2 separate regions of the Homo sapiens genome follow, and region 1 is linked to region 2. A link is an interaction called in ENCODE POLR2A ChIA-PET data of the cell type or tissue named here. Cell type or tissue: GM12878. All regions are shown on one strand. Each heading gives the region's core, and the rest is flanking DNA. Links, peaks and the distances in the headings are about the cores only. Region 1 overlaps ZFAND6 (zinc finger AN1-type containing 6). Region 2 has its middle 25 kb from the start of ZFAND6.

Region 1 (11,173 bases), core at 2,884-6,883, 54 kb before region 2:
GGTCTCAAACTCCTGACCTCGGTGCTCCGCCCGTCTCGGCCTCCCAAAGTGCTGGGATTACAGGCGTGAGCCACCGCGCCCAGCCAGGAATCACTTCTTCATGTTTTCCGATTATTTGAAAGAATATAGAGAAAGCAACCTCCCTCCCCACACCTCAAATACAACCTTCTTGCTCATCTATTACATTTATATTACAAAATAATTCAAGTTCCTAAAGAGTTCCTTTTCTAGACAAAAACTTGTATATTTAAAAAAAAGAAAGTCCTGCCTGGGCATGGTGGCTCACGCTAGTAATCCCAGTACTTTGGGAGGCCGAGGCAGGCGGATCACGAGGTCAGGAGTTCGAAACCAGCCTGGTCAGCATGGTGAAACCCCGACTCTACTAAAAACACACACACACACACAAAAATTAGCTGGGCATGGTAGCGCACATCTGTAATCCCAGCTACTCGGGAGGCTGAGGCAGGAGAATTGCTTGAACCGAGGAGGCAGAGGTTGCAGTGAGCTGAGATCGTGCCACTGCATTCCAGCCTGGGTGAGAGAGCGACACTCTGTCTCAAAAAAAAAAAAAAATTGTAGTAGCCAATATTTAAACATAAAGCCTAAATATTAACTTACAGTAAATTGGGTATTTTGAGACCAAAAGACTTCTTCAGAGAGCTAAATATAAAAGTATTTTAATATAATTCATTTGAAACATTTTTGCTTCTTTACCACAAAATTAAAATGCTCAAAATAATAGCTATTTTTAAGAGTAGCCTTCAAATTTAAACAATTTTTAAAAATTCTATTGGTATTATAGTGTGTCAATGTTGCCAAGGTAAAACATTCCAGGGTAACACCGTCAATGAACCCATTCACCCACCACTGATTACGTGCACAGCCTTGAGGGATACAAAATGTAAGACACTAATTCAGCCTGAATGATGAGACAAGAACTTTCCCCCCTCTCTCTTACCATTTAGAACTTTGAATAAATTAAAACGTTACTACCCCTCTAATAAAACATGTTAACAATGAATAACTGATATGTTTTAAATAGCACATTCAGTTTATTATACTGTTTAATGAGGATACGCAGTTGTTTTGTTTTTTGAGACAGAGTCTCACTCTGTCGCCCGGACTAGAGTGCAGTGGCACGATCTTGGCTCACTGCAACCTCCGCCTCCCGTCCTCAAGCAATCCTTTTTTTTTTTTTTTTTTTCCTGTAGAGATGGGTTTTTGCCATGTTGCCCAGGCTTGTCTCGAACTCCTGGGATCAAGTGATCCACCCACCTTGATCCCTGAAGTGCTGGGATTACAGGTGGAAGCCACCATGCTGGCCAGTTGATTTTTTTTTTCCCAACCACCAACAAACCAAATTTTTTCTATAAATCTTCTTTGATAATTCATTCCAGTTAACAGTTGTTTTGCAGATAAATACTATCCATTGCAAGTGGGACAGATATATGTGGAGAAAACTAAATACAAAAACATCACCTCTACTCAGAAACAAAGCATTTCTTCATTATCAGGGAGCAAATGTCTACCTTCAAGAATGTTATCAGCTATTAACATTAACAGTCAAAGTGAGATATTAAATATATGGATTGGCCAGGTACGGAGGCTCATGTTTGTAATCTCAGCACTTTGGGAGGCTGAGGTGAGAGGATCGCTTGAGGTCAGGAGTTCAAGACCAGCCTGGGCAATACGGCAAGATTCTGCCTCTACAAAAAATTTTAAAATTAGCCAGGCATGGCGTCACGTGCCTGTAGTGCTAGCTACTCAAGAGGCTGAGGCAAGAGGACTGCTTCAGTCCTGGAGTTTGAGGTTACAGTGAGCTATGATTGTGCGTCTGCACTCCAGCTGGGGTGACAAGAGCAAGATCCTGTCTCTTAAAAAAAGTTTTTTTTTTAATAGTAAATATATTAAAAATTTGTATCTGTTATTAGAGATGAAGAAGAGCAAATCAAGGATACCGATGGCAAACTGGCAATCTTCAGTGTTACTTTTCTCTAAAATAGTTCACTTTTTAGTTTTCATAACATTATAAAAATTAACCATTTTATCTAAACGGAACTCTGCGAAAGCAAATGAACGAAAGGTCCTGGTTACCTTTTCTTTCAAAAGAACATTTGATTATTCTGAGAAAACTACCAAAATGATTAGAAGAATGAAGTATGGCTTGGAGTTTAATCACATACAAACCATCCATTAGGCATCCAGATTCAGAGCTTTTTGTGGTACTCAGTCTTCTCAATAACACCTCTAGATTTTCACGTACATCCTCCTCCTTCCTTCTCACCCCATTCTGATATAAAATCACCTAATAGGGTGAGAAACTACACATGTGCACGTGTGCCCGACACACACACACACACACACACACACCCCTTAACAACTAAATAGAAAATATGATACTAATGAAATCTTTCTTTGCAAGAATTTCCTTTGGCAACTTCTCTTCCTCCTAGTGGCCAAGTCAAGTAACACCTATGGTGACCATATCTTCTAAATCAAAACCTAGGATGTGTGATTCAACAAGATAGAATATTTCAGTAGAAAAACATAAACCTCTAGTGGGTTGCGGCAAAGAGGCAGTTCAAATTTTTGTGCTACTTCCAAATGTGTGACTCTGTATTTTAAGGGTGTCAAAAAGTTATTATTTCTAAAATATTCCAAAAATTTAGAAGACCAATAAAAAATATTTGAAAACTGGGTTGCCTGAAGATACATGGCTCCTAGAATGGTATCTCAAAATCCCATCACCTGCTATTTGTCTTTTTATATACATTAGCTCAGGTTTCAAAGTTCTAAATAGGAGTTCTGAGCAAATCTCCCCCAAATATGACTCTTTCTCAGACCATTCTCCAGGGTTGTTTTTGCTAACTGCCTACTAGAAATTCACTTAGATGTCTCATTGGCTCTGCCAGTTAAAAAAACAAACAAAAACATGGGATGAGCATGGAGCAGGATTAACTAAGAGCTAGTAGGTAAGTCAGAATTGCAGGACAAATAGTAAGAACAGAATTGAGGGGTCCCATGATAAATGTTTTATCTGCATTGTCTCCTTTCATCTTCACAATATCCCTTAAAGGTAGTAGTAACTATTTAGAATGAGGAAACTGAGGCCTACAGAGATTATGGAACTTGCTCAGGTCAAACAGCTGGTAAGCAGTAAAGCAAGGATTTGAACCCAGAGAGTCTGACTCCAAAGCTCAAGCACCTGAACATGCTAAGACATCAAAAAGAATGAAATGCAGATTCTGACAGAGTTGTGGTCACTGGTCAATTCAAGAGGCATTTCTTGAGTACTTAGGTACTATCAGATACTGAGGATACAGAAAAAAATGTACATCTGGCTTCAAATTCTTGCTTTACTACTTAATAGCTACGTAAGCTGAAATGAAAAAGTTTCTGAGCAGTATGATTTGAATAAGGAATGGCTGCTACTCAGGAAAACAGACAAATTAACAAGTCACAATATAATATGAAACAACACAAATAGAAACAAGGAAGAGAAGTTATACAGTGATTAGCTTCGTTATAGGGAAAGGATTGTTTTGGTTTATGGTGGGAGACTCACCTTAATATTTTGAATGAGGATGAAGGATATTACAGACTAAATAAAACATGATACCATGATTCTACATAGTGCACTCAAGAGTCACAAGTAGACTGATACTCTTAAAATATAAATACCTAGAAGGGTGGAGAGTTAGGCTGGATTCTAGATGATTAGAAAAATAAAAAGGAAAACATAGTTCAAGCATCCAGACAGCAGTCAAGGTCCAGGGCTCAAGTAGGCTAAAACGGACTGGGTGGAAAGCAGAGCTCAGGCAGTATTACAAGGAAAGCTATTCCATTTCCACAGGCAATGGAGTCTATACAAGTGATCATCAATCAGCCTATGGTAAGCAGCTAGAAGGCAGAGATTACATATTCATTTCAATTCAACATATAGTTGAATGCTAGGTCAAGAGAACACAAAGGCTAGGCTGGGAGTGGTGGCTCACACCTGTAATCCCACCACTTTGGGAGGCTGAGGCAGGCAGATCACTTGAGCCCAGGAGTTCAACATCAGCCTGGCAAACATGGCAAAACCCCATCTCTACTAAGAATACAAAAATTAGCCAGGTGGTGGCACAGCCTGTAATCCCAGCTACTCGGGAGGCTCAGACAGGAGAATTGCTTGAACCAGGGAGGTGGAGGCTACAGTGAGGAGATCGTGCCACTGCTCCAGCCTGGGTGACAGAGACTCTGTCTCAAAAAAAAAAAAAAAAAAAAAAAAACACACACACTCACACACGAAGACAGAATATGGCCCCTACTCACAAAGGATCTCACAGCTTTGGTACAAGAGGCAAATATGTTGAATTATTGCAATCTGGTGTGATCAGTGAAGAACAGAAGGAGTTGTCAATTATGAGTAGGTCTTTCAGGAAGATGTGGGAAGATAACAGCTGTAAAAGTGAAAAGGGCCCGAAACAATGTATTTAGAGAAAATGCTGGTAGTTTACTGTGACTGAAGTACAGTACACGTTGAGATGAGGATACTGAGATAAGCAAGGGCAAGATTATGGTGGGTCTATTATGGATAAAGATGAGATAAAGAAAAATCCCTCAAATGTTGGGAAAGAAGGGAATCTAGAAAGGTGCTACCCAATATATTAAGTAGCCACCAGCCCTGTGGAACTACGGAGCACTTGGAATGGAGCTAGTGCAACTAAGGAGCTAAGTTTTAATAAATTTAAATAGCCACTACTAACTACCATATTAGACAGCAATGATCTACAGCACACGTAACAGAATTTTCTTATCCAGAAAGAATTTATCTTCCATAAAGAAAAGAGGGTAAATGAAGATACAGGTATTTGTAAATTAAGGAAAAGAAGGGGCAGGAAATTGAGAAAACTCACAAAATTATGTCAATGGTAACAATAAAGCATAAGGAAAGAGTGAGGACGAAGTCGTTTTTTTCTTTTGAGACAGAGTTTCGCTCTTATCGCCCAGGCTGGAGTGCAGTGGCACAATCTCGGCTCACTGCAACCTCCGTCTCCCGGGTTCAAGCAATTCTCCTGCTTCGGCCTCCTGAGTAGCTGGGATTACAGGCGTGCACCACCACACCCCCTAATTTTGTATTTTTAGTAGAGACAGGGTTTCACCATGTTGGTCAAGCTGGTCTGGAACTCCTGACCTCAGGTAATCCACCCACCTTGGCCCTAAAAGTGCTGGGATTACAGGCATGAACCACACTGTGCTCGGCCAAAGTCTTAAAGAATAGAGAAGGTTTAAGATAAGCACACAGAAAAATGGTAGAGGGTTAGGATCAAAAAGGATGGACAAGTCCAAGCTGGAGTTGTAAAGTATAAAGTTTGTAGTAAAGCTTAAAAAAACAAAGCAAACCAAAACAAAAAGCTATAAAGGGTATTGTTGAGACAACTGACAAAACTAAATAAGGACAGTATATTAAATAATATTATTGCATAAAAGTTAAAATTCCTGATTTTGATAACTTAATCACACTGTGTAAGAGAATATTCTTGCTCTATGGAAATATATACTGAAGTATGTAGGGGTAAAAGTCTCCAGCTTATGCTCAAATGATTCAGAAAAACATAGCATGCATATGTATTATATATACAATGCATATATAGTATGTGCATACTAATTTAATTTTTATATATGCATGCATAATACACCCCCAAGGAAAGTAAGAATATGATAAAGCAAACAGGACACAGTATAACAATTGGGAATCTAGAAAAACGATGTATGAAAGCTCCTTGTACTGTACATGCAATAACTATGTAAAAGTTTGAAAATAAATATAAATTAAAAGTTACAAAAAAATTCATAGTAGTGTCAAAACAAAACTATATGATTTCCTCTGATAGCACTTAGAAGCAGAGTAGATGGCAAAACTGGGCAAAGATTCAAAGCTAAGAATACTGGAAGAAAAGTGATTGAAGAGGGAACTGAAGCTAGAGGAGAGAATGAAACAAGAGGTGCTGGGACCAGAAATCTTGATAAAGCTTAAAGCTTAAGAATAAACGTGCTGGGAAAAGGAGAATGAGCATTGGAATGACAGGAGGCTACAGTCAGAAAAGTAGGATATTAAGCATTCCAAATCAGAGTTGTTATTAGTCATTTAGGAAATGCAAATTAATCCCACAATAGAATACCACTCCACATCCACTAAAATGGTTAAAATTTAAAAGACTGACCACACCGATTTTTGATGAGGGTGAAGAGAAACAGAATTCCCAAGCACGACTAGTGGGCATGTAAAAAACTACAGCCACTTGGGAAAACAGTTTGACCATTTCGTATGAAGTTAAACATGCAATTATCCTAAGACCTAGAAATTCCACTCCTAGGTTTCTACCCACAAAGAACAAAAACATATGCCACACACTTGTACGCAAATGTTCACAGTGGCATTATTCACAACAGACAAAGCATAAAAGCAGCCAAGTGTCCATACATGGATGAATGGATAAACAAAATGTGGTATGTATATATAGAGAGTATTATTCCACCTTTAAAAGGAATGAAATTCTGATACATACTACAATCTGGATGAACCCTGAAGACATTATGCTAAATTAAATAAGCCACACTACAAAAGGACAGATATTGTATGATTCCACTTACGTGAAATACTTGGAATGGTCAAACTCACAGTGACAGAAACAATGTTGGTTACCACTGACTGGGGGAGACGTGATTGGGAGTTATAGTTTAATGGGTACAGTTTCAGTTTGGGACAATTTTTATAGTTCTAGAGATGGAAAGTGGTAATAGTTATACAACAATGTGAATGTATTTAATGGTACTGAATGGTCTATTTAAAAACAGTTTAAATGGTAAATTTTATGTATATTTTATCACAATAAAAGATTAAGCTAATGACAGGTAGTGCAACATGAATGTACCTCAATAACATTTTAAGGTCATTTTTGTTATTATTCCATTTATATGAAATGTCAAGAAAGGGCAAATCTATAGGTTACTGGTTACCCATAATGGGTGGTAGGAAAGGGGATTGTTTACAAATTGGTTCAAGGAATATTTTGGGTGACAGAAATGTTCTAAAAGTGGATTGTGGTAGTAACAACATAACTTTATAAATTTACTAAAAAATACTGAACACTTATGAAACAGGTGAATTTTGTGGTATGTAAATTATACCTCAATATAAAAAGTTTTAGGCCGGGTGCAAGTGGCTCATGCCTGTAATCCCAGTACTTTGGGAGGCTGAGGCAGGCAGATCACCTGAGGTCGGGAGTTTGAGACCAGCCTGACCAACATGGAGAAATCCCATCTCTACTAAAAATACAAAATTAGCTGGGTGTGGTGGTGCATGCCTGTAATCCCAGCTACTTGGGAGGCTGAGGCAGGAGAATCACTCGAACCCGGCAGACGGAGGTTGCAGTGGGCTGAGATCGCGCCATTGCACTCCAGCCTGGGCAACAAGAGGTTGAAACTCCATCTCAAAAACAAATAAATAAATAAAATAAAATTTTTTTCACCAATGAATTGCCAATAACTAAAAAAAATTAATACGTCTACTGGTATGGGTGCAGATAAACTACCTTTTTTTATAGGTCTGGAGACGAAGAGAGTAATACACAATGGTAAGTATCTGTGTATCTAAACATAAAAAAGGTACAGTAAAAATACAGTATTATAAACACACATGACCACAGTCTATATGCAGTCCATCACTGACCAACATGTCATTATGTGGCACATGACTATACATGTAAAGATTTCACAAAATATCCTAAAGTTAAACACACACACACAAAACACACCAGGAATTTTAAAAACAGTATGTACAATATGATCCCCATTAAAAAAATTAAACCTAGGTATGCATGTTTACAGAAAAAAGGCTAGAAAAATATACAGATATTTTTATCCATTTTTATTGCTAACTAGTTAGATGATGAGTGTTTTTTGTTTTTGCCTATCCATTTGCCAAATTTTCCATAATTAATATGTATTTCAATTGTATGACCAGAAAAGTTCAGAAGTGGAACTGTTTTAAGCAATGATTAAGGTCGTGATTTTGGGAGTTGATTACGAAAGCTCTGGAGACAAAGGTCATAGGAGTTTAAAAAATTAATTTACTTTGAAATTTAAATGAATTTATGTATTCAATAAAAATTAAGCATTTCCTATGTGCCAGCTACGGTTCTAGGATCTGAGGATACAGTAACGAATAAAACAGACCCAAATCCCAGCATTCACAGTAGTGGAAAGTCACTTGAACAGAGTGAAGAACTTAAACCACGTACAAAAATTCTAAATGAACGTGAAAGAACGATGGAGAAAAGAAAAAGAGATAATGAACAGGAGTAGCCTTGATACTTGACAGAAGAGTAATGGTCTGAAAACACAGAACTCACTCCCCTTTTAACCTCCTGGTATGACGTATGGAAGAATCAGCAGCCAACACTTGAGGACCAGGAGGAAAGTGGCGTCCTTTGAAAGATGAAAGCTTCAGTTAGGGCAGGAAACAAAGATTCTGTGAGGAGTTAAGTATCTTGTTCATTACAGAATAGAGCTCTAGAGCAAAAGGAATGAGTAGTGAACTGTATTTGGTATAGGAACCAAGGGGGCATGGCAGGATTAACCGACTTAAAAATTCTTAATTAGGTTCAGACTGCAGCTTAGGAGACATTCTGAGGCTTGATGATGCAGGATGACACTCACCTGGTCCTCAGATGCTGGGACAGCATGTATTATTTATCTCTGTATCCTCAGAGTCTAATACAGAGTCAAATCTGCAGGTTAGTAAAAGCAAAAACCTTCAATGACTTGAAGAGAAAATCCTAAATCTCAAAATTCAACATAGCTCAGGAACTTGCTCCAAGAAATAGCTTTGCCTAACTTAGTATTGTTTTCAAGGAAACTATCATCTCTCTGCCAACCCGGCTTAACGCCTTGGTCATTTCTGACACACTGCCCCCACGTAAATTAGTAATTAAATCAATACTCCTCATCTAACCCTTTTATGCCATTACATCTGGTTTAGGCCCTCCTCCCTCCCACTTCTTGGCCAGTTAGGCCTCAGTTATTAGGAAGTATATCCTTTTTCCAAAATGTCTGGGACCAGAAGAGTTTCAGATTTCAAATTTTTTTGTATTTTGGAATATTTGCATTATATACTTAACAGTTGAGCATCCCTAATCTGAAAATCCAAAATCTGAAATGCTCCAATGAACATTTTCTTTCAGCATCGTGTCTGCACTCAGAAAATTTCCAATCTTGGAGTATTTCAAATTTCGAATTTGGGATGATCGACCTACACTTCGTAAATCTCACTTAATCTCTTGCCTCTCTGAACTGATTTGCAGCAACTATGTGTGTGCTGTAATCATGCCTAACCCTGATCTAGGCTTAAACAGACTTCATAAGAAGCAGAGTGCTATAATACTGAGACAAGGCCTGGATTCAGATCTGAGCTGTTTCTTCTTAGCTGCACAATCTTGAACCCATGCCACTTTACTGCCTAAGAGGATATTTAAATCCTCTCAGGGTGATCAGACCACGCCCCAAATCAGTAATTCAAAGGTTTTCCATCACTAAGAGAATAGGTTTAGCTCATCTTGTCTATGAAGCCTCATTCTCCTGCCATTTTTCCTCCTGGGCCCTAAAGCTCTCAACTTCCATGCTTTTGAGAAGGAATTTCGCTCTGTTGCCCAGGCTGGAGTGCAATGGCATGATCTGAGCTCACCGCAACCTCCTCAGCCTCCTGAGTAGCTGGGATTACAGATGCTCACCACCATGCCCAGCTGATTTTTATATTTTTAGTAGATACACGGTTTCACCACGTTGGCCAGGCTAGTCTCAAACTCCTGACATTGGCTTCCTGAAGTGCTGGGATTACAGGCATGAGCCACTGTGCCCAGCCTAACTTCCATGCTTAATCATCTCCATGAACACGCTTTTCTCTAAAGTTACAAGGCTTACCTAACATCCCTTTCACTCACTCTGGTTAACTTTTATTTATTTTCTAAGTCTTAGCACAGCCACTTTACAGTCTTCTCTGACTCTGCTCCAATGATAATCTGGTCTCTTTTCTCCCTCATTATCATTTAATATAAATTCTCTGCATGTTTCCCCAACATATCATAAGTTCTTAGCATAGCACCCAGTAGTTGCTTAAGAAACCTGTGCAGAATTTATTATTATGGATAATACCACCACCAATTCACAGGGCTGGGAGGTTTAAAATAACGTATGTATAGGCCAGGTGCGGTGGCTCATGCTTGTAATCCCAGCACTTTGGGAGGCCGAAGCGGGCGGATCACGAGGTCAGGAGATTGAGACCATCCCAGCTAACACGGTGAAACCCCGTCTCTACTAAAAAATACAAAAATTAGCCAGGCGTGGTGGCAGGTGCCTGTAGTCCCAGCTACTCGGGAGGCTGAGGCAGGAGAATGGCGTGAACCCAGGAGGCGGAGCTTGCAGTGAGCCAAGATCGCGCCACTGCACTCCAGCCTGGGCGACAGAGTGAGACTCCATTTCAAAATAAATAAATAAATAAAATAACATATGTATATATGTATAGGATACATAGTAGGTGCTCAGTCCACCATCATTTTTTCTATCCCATATCCACCTCAGAGAAAACTTTATAAAAGAAAATTAAGGGAGGTGAGGGCAGTTCAATTGAATAATAAATTTCTAAGATGGAATTCTGATTTTTAGTTCATAGGAAATCAAAGAACCAGAAGATATAAACTCAGCAAAACAAGGAGGGAAGCATGGTCCAATCCTCATAATAAACTCCTTAAATATCTGGAACTCTTACCAGTTTCCATCCTTTGACACTCACTAAAATAAGAATGAATAATCCCTGCTATATCCATCTGTCAATCTTTCCTACCTTTCCCAGAAAGTCACTTGACAGTGATATTGAGATACCAAACCCAAAGGTTTAGGAACATTAGTAAAATTACTCACATTACCACAGAACTTCAAAAACAACAACTGGTAGTCTCCCTGCCTTGAATTCCTCTCCCTAAGTAAACCTTCCCTCTCTAAGTAAACCTGAATAGCAAGATCATGCTCTGGTATCAGCCTTCCCAATTTCAATCTAGGCTCTGCCACATAACCTTTGTCAATTTGTCCTATCTGTCTATAAACCTGTTTAACCTTTGTCAATTTTTCCTATCTC
Region 2 (11,173 bases), core at 2,985-6,984:
CTTGAGCTCCTGGCTGGCTAATTCTACTTAGTGCTAGGGTAACTGAGGTCAGACATCCATGAGGTGGCAAAGTGGGGTGATCAGTTTGTCCCAGTTTGCCTCAGATTTCCCCAGTTTTAGCACCTAAAATCCTGCATTCCAGGAAATCTCTTGGGCCTATAAAAACCAGAACAGGACCAGGCACGGTGGCTCACCCCTGCAATCCCAGTACTTTGGGAGGTCAAGGTGGGTGGATCACCTGAGGTCGGGAGGTGGGGAGTTCGAGACTGGCCTGGCCAACATGGTGAAACCCCGTCTCTATTAAAAATACAAAAATTAGCCGGGCGTGGTAGTAAATGCCTGTCGTCCCAGCTACTCGGGAAGCTGAGGCAGGAGAATCTCTTGAACCCAGGAGGCGGAGGTTTCAGTGAGCCAAGATCGTGCCACTGCACTACAGCCTGGGTGACAAAGCAAGACTCCATCTCAAACAACAACAACAACAACAACAGCAACACAGAACAGTTGGTCACCCTAGAGTGAATTGTGATTCCCAAGAACACCAAACTGGGAACCAGGAGATCACCATTCTCACCCGAACTCCCTGTGTGGTATTACCTCACCTCTCTGGGCCTCAGTTTGCTTATCAGTGAAACAGTATCATCTCCCCGGACTCTACCTTAAAGGGTCGTTTCAAATAAAAAAAAAATGTGAAATTACATTGTAAACTAAGGACTGTGTCCATAGGGGAGGGTCAGGGTGGACTTTGCCCTTGGGGGAGTCAGCTAGAGCCATGGAGGCATGACCACAGCGTTCTGATCACAGCTTACTCTCCATTCTCCTTGACATCCAAAGTCACGCCCACCTAAAATCCTCTCATGAGGTTAATCCAACAAGTCTTCAGCTCTGGTGAGGTGGGACTCCGAGGGTTCTACAAACTTTTTCTGTAAAAGCCTTTGATGGTTAATTTTTTTTTTTTTTTTTTTTGAGACAGAGTCTTGCTCTGTCGCGGCTGGAGTGCAGTGATGCAATCTCAGCTCACCGCAACCTCCACCTTCTGGATTCAAGTGATTCTTCTGCCTCAGCCTCCCAAGTAGCTGGGATTACAGGCGCGCACCATCACGCCCAGCTAATTTTTGTATTTTTAGTAGAGACAGGGTTTCACCATATTGGCCAGGCTGGTCTTGAACTCCTGACCTCGCAGTCCATCCACCTTGGCCTCCCAAAGTGCTGGGATTACAGGTGTGAGCCACGGCGCCTGGCTTTGATGGTTAATTTTATGTGTCAATTTGGCTGGACCACAGTACCCAGATATTTGGTCAGACATTATTCTGGATGTTTCTGTGAGAGTACATTTGGATGAGATTAACATTGAAATCAGTGGATTTTGAGTAAAGTTGGTTGCCCTCCACAATGTTGGTAGGCCTCATCCAATCAGTCAAAGGACTGAATGGTACAAAGACTGACCTCCCCTGAGGAAGAAGGCATCCTGCAGCAGACAGCCTTCAGACTCAAACTGCAACCTTGGCTCTTCCCAGGTCTTCAGCCTGCCAGTCCACCCTGCAGACTTTGGACTTGCCAGCCTCCATAATCACATGAGCCAGTTCCTTAAATCTCTCTCTCTTTTTTTCTTCCTTTCTCTCTATCCTATTGGTTCTGTTTCTATGGAAAACCCTGACTAGTACAAAATCCAAATAGAACATGTTTTAGGCTCTGCAGGTCATGTGATCTCTGTCACATCTACTCGACTCTCCCATTTTAGCTCAGAAGCAGCCATAAACAATACACAAGGTATTGTCCACCTTGGCCTGCTGACATTTGAGGCTGGATCATTGTTTGTTATGAAGGCTGTCCTGTGAACTGTAGGATATTTAGCAGCATCCTAGTCTCTACCCAGTTGATACCAGTAGCACTCCTCAGTTGTCACAACCCAAAATGTAACTGGGGGGAGGGAGGTCTGATATAAATAAATGAGCATGACTGTATTCTATTGAAACGTGATTTACAAAATAGGTGCTATTTTGTAGATACATTATTGTAAAACATTATTTACAAAATGGTTGGTTTGGCCCATGGGCCATAGTTTGCTCTAGGCAGCAGGGTCAACCAATGTCAGCAATGACCTGGAGCTTTGAGGAAGGAGACCCATCATCGGAGAGTGATGAGGGAGCCTGCAGGAGACCTGTAATGTCAAGCCAGATTCCCCTTCCAAAGCATTGGATGGAGCCAAGTCCCAGGCTGAGGATCCTTGCTATATCTTACCTGGAGGTTGTTGGGTCAGATGATGATGCTGTACCTTTGACAGTGCAGTTGCTGCAATGACGGGAGGCCTAAAAGAAGCTTTAATTTTCTTTTTTTTTTTTTTGGAGACAGAGTCTCGCTCTGTTGCCCAGGCTGGAGTGCAGTGGCGCGATCTCGGCTCACTGCAACCTCTGCCTCCTGGGTTCAAGCAGTTCTACTGCCTCAGCCACCCGAGTAGCTGGGACTACAGGTGCACGCTGCCACATCCAGCTAATTTTTTTTTTTGTATTTTAGTAGAGACGGGTTTTCACCGTGTTGCCCAGGCTGGTCTCAAACTCCTGAGCTCAGGTACTCCGCCTGCCTCAGCCTCCCAAAGTGTTCGGATTACAGGCGTGAGCCACCGTGCCGGGCCAAGAAGCTTGAATTTTCTTACTGTGCATCCCAGCTGGGGTTGAAGGTTTGTAGAAGAGGGGGATGTTAGGTGCCTCACCACATCTCCTCTGGGCTTCCCTAGTGGCCGCCTCATTTCCTTCTCACCGTTTCCACAATCTTCAATCCATCAAGAAACTGTATTTTTGAACCTTTTCGCATTTTCATTTGGCAGCCAAAGTAGGGTAGCCTGTTTCACATGGAAAGTAATTTTGTTTCACGCTTGTCTATCACCCTCTTAGCCCTGGCATGTAAATAGGGGAGAAGGAGGCAGGGGAAGTATCCACAGACCCCCAGGGAGGAGGGTCATTGCAGGGGTTGCTGGGGAAGAGTTCATTATCTGTGGCCTAGCCTTGTGTCCTCAACACTGGGCACATGCCATGCTCTCAAAGCTCTGGTTAATAGGAGCTTCATAGGAAGTTATATTTCAAAGGGAGACAATTTTCCTGATCATGCTATTTGCAAAGGGGATGGGAGCATTTTTGTATTTGTATTTATGAGCATGACTGTTCTAATGAAACATTATTTACAAAACAGGTGGCCAGCTGGTTTGGCCTGTGGGCCATAGTTTGCTAACACTGCTATAGGCAATGGGGACATCCAGTGTCAGCACTGACCTGGAGCTTTAAGGAAAGGGACCTATTGTTGGAGAGTGATGAGGGGGACTACAGGAGACCCATAATGTCAAGGAATGACAACATAAAGCCACCCTTAGGGAAAGAGCCTTCCAGGAAGTCTTGGCAGGGAGTTGTGCCAGGGCCTTAAATGCAGTTGGCAACCAATGCTACCCAATCAGGCCAGCCACCTGCAACACACTAGAGGCCCAGCAATGGTTCTGAAACCCTAATGTATATGAGAATCACCTTGAGAGCTAATGCAGCTGGCTGAGGTCCAGGCTCATTGGAGTACACAAGGGCCTGGGCCTTTGTGTTTTCACCATGTGCTCCAGATGAGCTCAAGCTCATTCCAGCCAAGAATTGAGAACCACTGGGTTCAAGGCTTGCTACTCAAAGTGTGGTGTGTGGACGGGCAGCATCAGTATTATCTGAGTGCTTGCTACAAATGTAGCATCTCTGAGCCCACCAGGACCTACTAAATCAGTGTTGTCATTTTGACAAGGTCCTTAAGGATTTTTATTCACCTTATAATTTGGGAAGCATTAGAGCTGGATCATAGAGGAACTGGGCAGCAGGTGGGCCCCAAGAAAAGTTGGCCCCAGGCCCAAAGAAAAGACTTCAGCTGAACAAGGTCACTCATCTGAACTGACAAAAACAAGGAAGAGTCCAGTCAGACAAAAGAACTCTCAAGTGAGGAGAACAGGAGCCGTCTGTTACTCAAGGAAATGGATCCCGAGTCTGGGGTGGCAAAGAAATCTTGGGGAGCAACACAGGCCCTGGCCAGGCCAGAGGTCAACTGCAACAATAGGCCCCAGGTGCTCATCTCATTTGCAGGGCCTCTCACAGGCCACATTTGTGCTTTGCCCAGGCTCCCTGCCCCAGGCCAGTGCCTGCCTGAGTCCTAACCCCTCCAACTTTGCTCTTTCTTAGCCCCAAACTCAGCCTTCACATCTGGTGATGAAATGCAGCTTCTTTGCTTCACAGGCCCTGATAACCAGCCTGCATTCCCTGTTGCTCTAGGAAACTCTCCTGGGGAGTCTGGGAGTGGAGAGTGCATTTGGAAAGCCCCTAGGTGGTTCTGATAGACAGCTCCTATACATGACTCCACTTTGTGGGTTCCAGAAACTACCAGTCTGTCCCCTGATCCATCAGGCCTAACAAGTAAGATCTCCACTGCTAGTGAAGGCAGATCACTGCACTGTCTCTGGGGTTCCTGTCTATCCCACCCATAAGTTGGTAAGTAGTCCTTTTGAAAATAAATCTTCCTCATGTTATCCTAACTTGAGTGCACCTGTCGGGATCCTGATTGATACAATGGATCAATGATGGGAAACATCCCATCCTTAGTGGGAGATCTCATCTCAACCCACAGTGGTACCGACAGGGTAAGCTTACCAGAATCCAGGAGTGCAACATTGGAATTTGACATGTACAACAAGGGGCTCATTTTACTACAAGAGATATAGGGAAAACATCCTAACAGTAGGCACAATCTAACCATGAACCACACCCCAGAAAGGGAGTGAGCCACCCATGAAGGCAGATTCAAGCAAAAGCTTAAGGCCCATTTATCGACAGAGTACAGCAAGTTTGCTTTCCTGCTCAGGTGGGAGGCTGGGCTCAGTGACCCAGACAGTTCCCTCCAGCTCTGAGGCTGTGTCTACAAATAGCCCCGTGATCCTCCTACACCCTCCTCACAGCTCTCCAGGGACTCAGGTGCTAGCTGATGGTAAATGTGTTGATGGGGGAAAAATAAAAGATTGGAACTTCCCTTAATACCTTGTTTTCCTCCTCATCACCCGACTGATGGTGACTGACCCTGAGGGTGCAGATGGGTGGGGTGGGGATAGAACCCAAAAGCATTGTCAGCTCAGAAGGTCAGAAAAGTCAGCATGCAGATTTCCCAGGAGGCGTATGTAAAACATAGGATCCCCATCTAGGCAGCTGCCAGACCCGAGGCTGTGGGCGGTGGAGCAGCCAACATGCCGGAGATCTGCCCAGGAAACTCCAGCACATGGGAAGTCTGGCAGGCAAAAGGCAAGGCCACTTCAGGGGGGAAGGGGGCAGGCGGCAGTCAGATATTGGCCAAAGGGGCCTGCGCAGCCTTAAAAGAGTCCCCATGGAGTGGGAAAGTGAGAAACGGCTGGGTTTCAGGCAGCATGCATTTTCTGGCTTGGTCCCTGGGGTCTTGGTGTCCCGTATTTCAGTTGCAACAGAAGAGAATTTAGGAGGCGGGTAGAGGGGAGTACATGGCAGGAGTCAGAGGCTTTAAGCCCCACTGAACAGAGAGAGACTAAGACCACTCTTTTTTTTGTTTGTTTGTTTTGTTTTGTTTTGTTTAAGACAGAGTTTCACTCTTGTCGCCCAAGCTGGAGTGCAATGGCACGATCTCGGCTCACTGCAACCTCCACCTCCTGGGTTAAAGTGATTCTCCTGCCTCAGCCTCCCAAGTAGCTGGGACTACAGGCGTGCGCCACCATGCCTGGCTAATTTTTGTATTTTTAGTAGAGACAGGGTTTCACCATCTTGGCCAGGCTGGTCTCGAACTCCTGACCTCATGATCTACCCACCTCGGCCTCCCAAAGTGCTGGGATTACAGGCGTGAGCCGCCGCGCCCGGCCATAAGACCACTCTTAACTCATTCATTAGTGAACCCCTGCTCCATGGAGTACCATGCTAGCTGCTAAGGATAGAGTGATGAAGAGCAGCAGGGTCTCCACCCTCCTCACTGGCTCAAGGCCACTTGTCCTGCCTCCATCAGGACTAACTAAGCAGCCGAGGTGTGGCTGAGTCAGCAGGCAGGAAGTGTGAGTGGCCTGCATCTTAGGAGCTGGGGCTGGCAGGGTGCCAGATTAGAGAGGCAGGTGCTGAGGCTAAGATTCCACGCAGCAGTTAATGCCTCTCCCTCTATTATCCCCGATCCAGACCAGCTGTCCTGGCGTGTGTGCAGACCTGCAAGTTCAGCAAAGCCCACAGACTTCAGTGTGACCAACTGTCCCAGTTTGCCCAGAACTGGTTTGGTTTTAGCATTGTCCCAGGAAACCCCTCTAGTGCAGGACTGAGGTCCTTGGGGCTGAGTGAGGAGTGGCCGCATGCCAAATGAGTAATTGCTGGTGCTGTGGCAAAGCCCCCAGGCTTGGTCCTTGGAAGTTTGAACACTGTTGGGCTGGTGTTTGTTCCCAGCTGCCCTGAATGACCACACAGCTGGGTGTTTGGGAAACAATTAGTGGCATTCCTGACCCAAATACCTCCAATCTTGTTCATTAGTCACTCATATATGAGGAAATGAATTCAGGAAAAACACAATCATATATTATTTTGGTGTGAGTGTCTGCTCCCCAGTGTCACCCTGGTGTTTCGTTCTCTTATCACTCTAGATTGTGAATTTTTATTTGTAGCTGTCTTTCCCACCAGGTTCTCTCATAGAATCCTGAGTCTGGTGACTTAGTGTATCGCACATAATAGGGACTCCAGAAGTGTTTCATGAATAAATGCATGAAGATTCAATCTGTCTGTTGCAGAAACTAGGAGCCAAAAGGGCAGAATGAATGGTGAAACTGATCATTTTGAAAAGCGGTAAGTCAAAGTGAGAGGACCAGAATAGACACTGTAGGAAGTCTGGTTTCAAGCCAGCAAACAGGAAGCATTCAAACAACAACTCACAATCGTCCATGGGGCCTCGTTTGTTAGATTTCCTGGCAGAGGCTCTGTTTGTTTAGGGGCCTCCCTTCCAGCTGCTTTGCTGCCAGGCCCAATGTCTTCTCTCTTTTGCTGGCTGTTCATTCCTCCAACGCACATTTACTCAGGCACTGAGTCAGGCACTGGGCTGGGCATTGGGAAGGTGCAGAGGCTAGAAACAGGATGTCCTCCTAGGGGATGCATTATACACACACACACACACACACACACACACACACACACACACACACACAGCCAAGATGCAGTAGGAAAAGCAGTTAAGGCTGGGCGTGGTGGCTCACGCCTGTAATCCCAGCACTTTGGGAGGCCAAGGCGGGCAGATCATGAGGTCAGGAGAGCCAGACCATCCTGGCTAACACGGTGAAACCCCGTCTCTACTAAAAAATACAAAAAATTAGCCGGGCGTGGTGGCGGGCGCCTGTAGTCCTAGTTACTCGGGAGGCTGAGGCAGGAGAATGGCATGAACCTAGGAGGCGGAGCTTGCAGTGAGCCGGGATCGTGCCACTGCACTCCAGCCTGGGTGACAGAGCGAGACTCCGTCTCAAAGAAAAAAAAAAAAAAAGAAGTTAAGTGTCAGGAGGTATGGGTGCCTTCTTTTGAAGGGCGTTGTGTGACCTGACAGGTGTAAGCCAAGCTCTTTAAAGGCCAAAAGGATGCCATCCCCTGTTTGACGTGGGCCTGCCCTGCAGCTCCTCCTTGCATCTCCTGCACCTGCTTTCTTGCTCATCTCTGCAGGCTCTAGGCTTGTCTCTATATATGACTGTCAAATGCCACTGGCATGTAAGTGCTCCACTTGGCTCTCAGCCCCTCCTGTGCTGGCTGACACTGGCAGCTGACTGTGTTTTACTCATTCTCAACTCCACCCTCTCCTGCCCAATTGACTTTGATGCTGGGTGTTTGCCTCCTATGCCTACCAGCGCATTAAATTTTTATATGCAATGCTTCCTCTTTGCAGGCAGTGGGTTGGGTGCTGGGACTCTATTGGTAAACAAGTTTCTGTGGAGCTCATTATGGAGGAGGAGGGAGACAATAACCAGTCAATTATATCCAGTGTGATAAGTGCTATAATGGCCTAAGCTCCTGGGGCCATAGGGTGGAGTAGGGATTGGAGGTGGCCAAACCTGAAGTAAGGAGACCAGCAAGGAGGCTGCAGCTCTGTTTTTCAGTGGTACGTTGTGCCATGATTACAGTTCCATTTCTTTATCCATCTGTCTCCACCACCCATCTCTTCATTCATTCATGGGCTCCTTCAACAAGCTCTTGAAACACCTATTATGTGTCAGACACCCTGCTAGGTCCTGGGAATACCATGATAAAAAAGACTGGTTCTTCTACCACATTGGACTTTTGGCTTCCCAAATGTGTCCAGCTCCTCCCTGCCTCAGAGTCTTCACACTCACTGTTCCCTCTGCTTGAAAGATCATAGTCCCCATCTCCTTGACCAATTTACCTCCTCTAGCCTTTAGACCTCAGCTCAAAAGTCACCTCCTCAAGGAGGATGTCCCTGACCTCTTAACCAGTTCAGAGCCCCATTATGATGTTCTCACAGCAACCTGTAATTTTCTTTCATAGCACCTGTAATTACATATTTATTAGTGAGACTATTTCATTAGCGTTGGTCTCCCCAACACTTGGTCCTCTGTCAAGGACTCATTTATTATAACATTTATACTGTCTAACCCCTGGTAATGTATTTAATACATATAAATTAAGTGGATGGATAGATGATGGTTGGATGGATGGGATGGATGGATAGATGATTGCATAGGTTGATGGATAGATGATTGCATAGGTTGATGGATAGATGATTGGAAGGTTGGATGGATGGGATGGATGATTGGATGTTTAGATGGATGAATGCTTGGATGGTTGAATGGATGGATGGTTGGTTGGATGGATGGTTGGTTGGATGGATGGATGGATGGATGGATGGATGGATGAATGGATGAATGAACTGGAGCTGAGGCAGAGTAAAGGCAAGGACACATTCAGAGACTGATCCAGTAGTCAGAGCAGAAAAGAGATGAGAATTGGTGAATGGGCCAAGACAGTAAAAGTGGAAAAGCTGAGGAGGGAATTGACAGCAGGAATCTGCAGAATTTGGTCTCTGATTGAATGTCAGGGGTGAAGCAGAGGGAGGAGTGCAAGGTGACAGCCAAGCTTCTGACTGAGGGCTAGGGAGGCTGGAAACAAAGGAGAGCAAATCTGGAGGTGTAGGATAAAGAGGATGACTCCTGAATTTAAGAATCTGCTGAGGCAATCAAGTGGAAATTTAAAATGATTTTGGGCCACTATGGTAGTTAAGATAATACTGCTATCTGCCATAAGAAATAAATTCTACAATTTCAGTGGCTTAACACTATAGATGTTTTGGGTTTATTTTATTTTATTTTTGTTTTGCTCCACATGACAATCCGATGCAGGTATTTCAGATCAGCATGGCAACAAGGTGACATGGTGGTTTAGGGGACCAGACTCCTTCCCTCTTGTGGCTCCACCATATCATCTTAGCCCAAAAGGGCCATCTAGCATTTAAACCCTCTTGCAAACTTTATAAGGCAGAGCCTACCTCCCACCATAAAGCGAAAAATGCCCAACTCGTACTTTCTCAGATTTCCTTGCGTCCAAGGCACCGGCACATGGCCTAGTCACTGTCATTCAGACACTTCTCCCTCAGACTTTGATTTGGAAGCTAATGGCATACAGAATCCATTCAGGTGAAGGAGGCAGCAGGAGAGTTTGTCCTGCCAGTGTTCTGAGGCTGGCATGGCACCTATTCCAGCTGCAGCATCTAGTATTCAATGTCAGTGATATTAGTGGCCCAGGATTCTATGACTTTGTCCACTGATGGCACTTCTGTGGCATGATCTTTGACGTTTTTTGCTGTGTTGCCTAGTGTCCTTTCAGAGATTCTGTGAACTATTTAATATTTTTAACATTTTTTTTCTGTGTAAATTCACGAAGGTTGCTTTCTGTTGCTTGCAACTAGACACTTGGTCTCATATAGGCGAAGTATAAATGTACAGATAGCATTTGGATATGCAGTTGTAGAGCTTAGGAAATCTGGGGCAGAGATATTCATGGAGGTGGTTAAAGCCATGGGAGTGGATACGACTGCTCTGCTGCTGGGCACGGTAGCTTACGCCTGTAATCCCAAGGCTGAGGCAGGTAGATATCCTGAGTTCAGGAGTTTGAGACCAGCCTGGCCAACATGGTGAAACCCCATCTCTACTAAAAATACAAAAATTAGTGGGACATGGTGGTAGGCGCCTGTAATTCCAGCTACTCAGGAGGCTGAGGCACAAGAATCGCTTGAACCCAGGAGGCGGAGGATGCAGTGAGTGGAGACTGCACCACTGCACTCCAGGCTGGGCGACAGAGTGAGACTTTGTCTCAAAAAAAAAAAAGATTACTCTGCAAGTTGGCATCATGACAATGGAAGAGGACCTGGCCTGGACACTTGAGAAATGGCAGATGAATGGGAACTCACAAAGGAGGTAGAGAAGGAGCTAAATGTTCAGCTCTATTCCTAACCCACCAAGGCTCAGCTTGGAGTTTGCTGTTTGGGAAACCAACTCCTCATCCAGCAAAATAAGTCATTTGTTTCTTTAGGCTACATTCTCTTTTAGCTGATATTCCGCTTCTTGAATGCTGCTGCTGCTTCTTTGTCTTCTTAGGGCTGCTCCAGATGACTTCTGTCATTATGATGCTAATTACAACACCTGCTTATCTAGAGTGGTAATGTCAAATATGTGACACCGTCTTTACCAGTGCCCTTCCAATGCCAACAAACCCTGGTAATCACAGCAGGCATTTTTACCCAACAATAGTACTTTTTCCCAATAAACCTGGATGTACCCCTCAGAATCCTTCTCAACACAGTTCTCCAGACAGCTCTAAAAAATTCATGAGAGTTAGTTCATGAGATAGAGCCTGATTACTAGCTCAGGACAATATTTTTTCAGTTTACATAACATTTTTAGATACATTATCTCTTTTGCTTTTCTCAACAGCTTTATGAAGTAGTTGCTACTTCATAAAGGCCCATTTTAGGGATGAGAAAATGTATATTTCATGAAGATAAATGACTTGACCAAAATTACACATATAAATTATGGGAGAGTCAGAATCTGAACTTAGGGCTCTTGCTTATAAATTCTAAGCCTTTATCTAAACCAACAAGGTATTTCCCACCTGTGTTTCTTCCCAGT

Evidence for each region. Peaks named below come from ENCODE experiments on the same cell type or tissue, not always from the same donor. Only the 100,000 strongest peaks of a DNase experiment are listed, where the experiment ranks them.
Region 1: POLR2A ChIA-PET joins it to region 2 with 6 read pairs; 4 of 35 experiments call an interaction of 5 or more read pairs at or near these places.

The regions. Positions count from the first base shown.
Region 1 is chr15:80,082,358-80,093,530 of GRCh38, reverse strand. The region is part of intron 1 of ZFAND6 (zinc finger AN1-type containing 6); the gene reads right to left. Among named protein-coding and RNA genes, the nearest start is that of ZFAND6, 28 kb to the right of the region's middle. In GM12878, for the core only: no CTCF peak of the experiment used is centred there; no DNase peak of the experiment used is centred there.
Region 2 is chr15:80,028,612-80,039,784 of GRCh38, reverse strand. No RefSeq gene overlaps it. Among named protein-coding and RNA genes, the nearest start is that of ZFAND6, 25 kb to the left of the region's middle. RefSeq lists enhancers at 1-76, 5,547-6,290, 6,291-7,034, 7,035-7,780. In GM12878, for the core only: no CTCF peak of the experiment used is centred there; a DNase peak (open chromatin) is centred at 6,844; H3K4me3 peaks cover 1,021 bases; H3K27ac peaks cover 1,860 bases.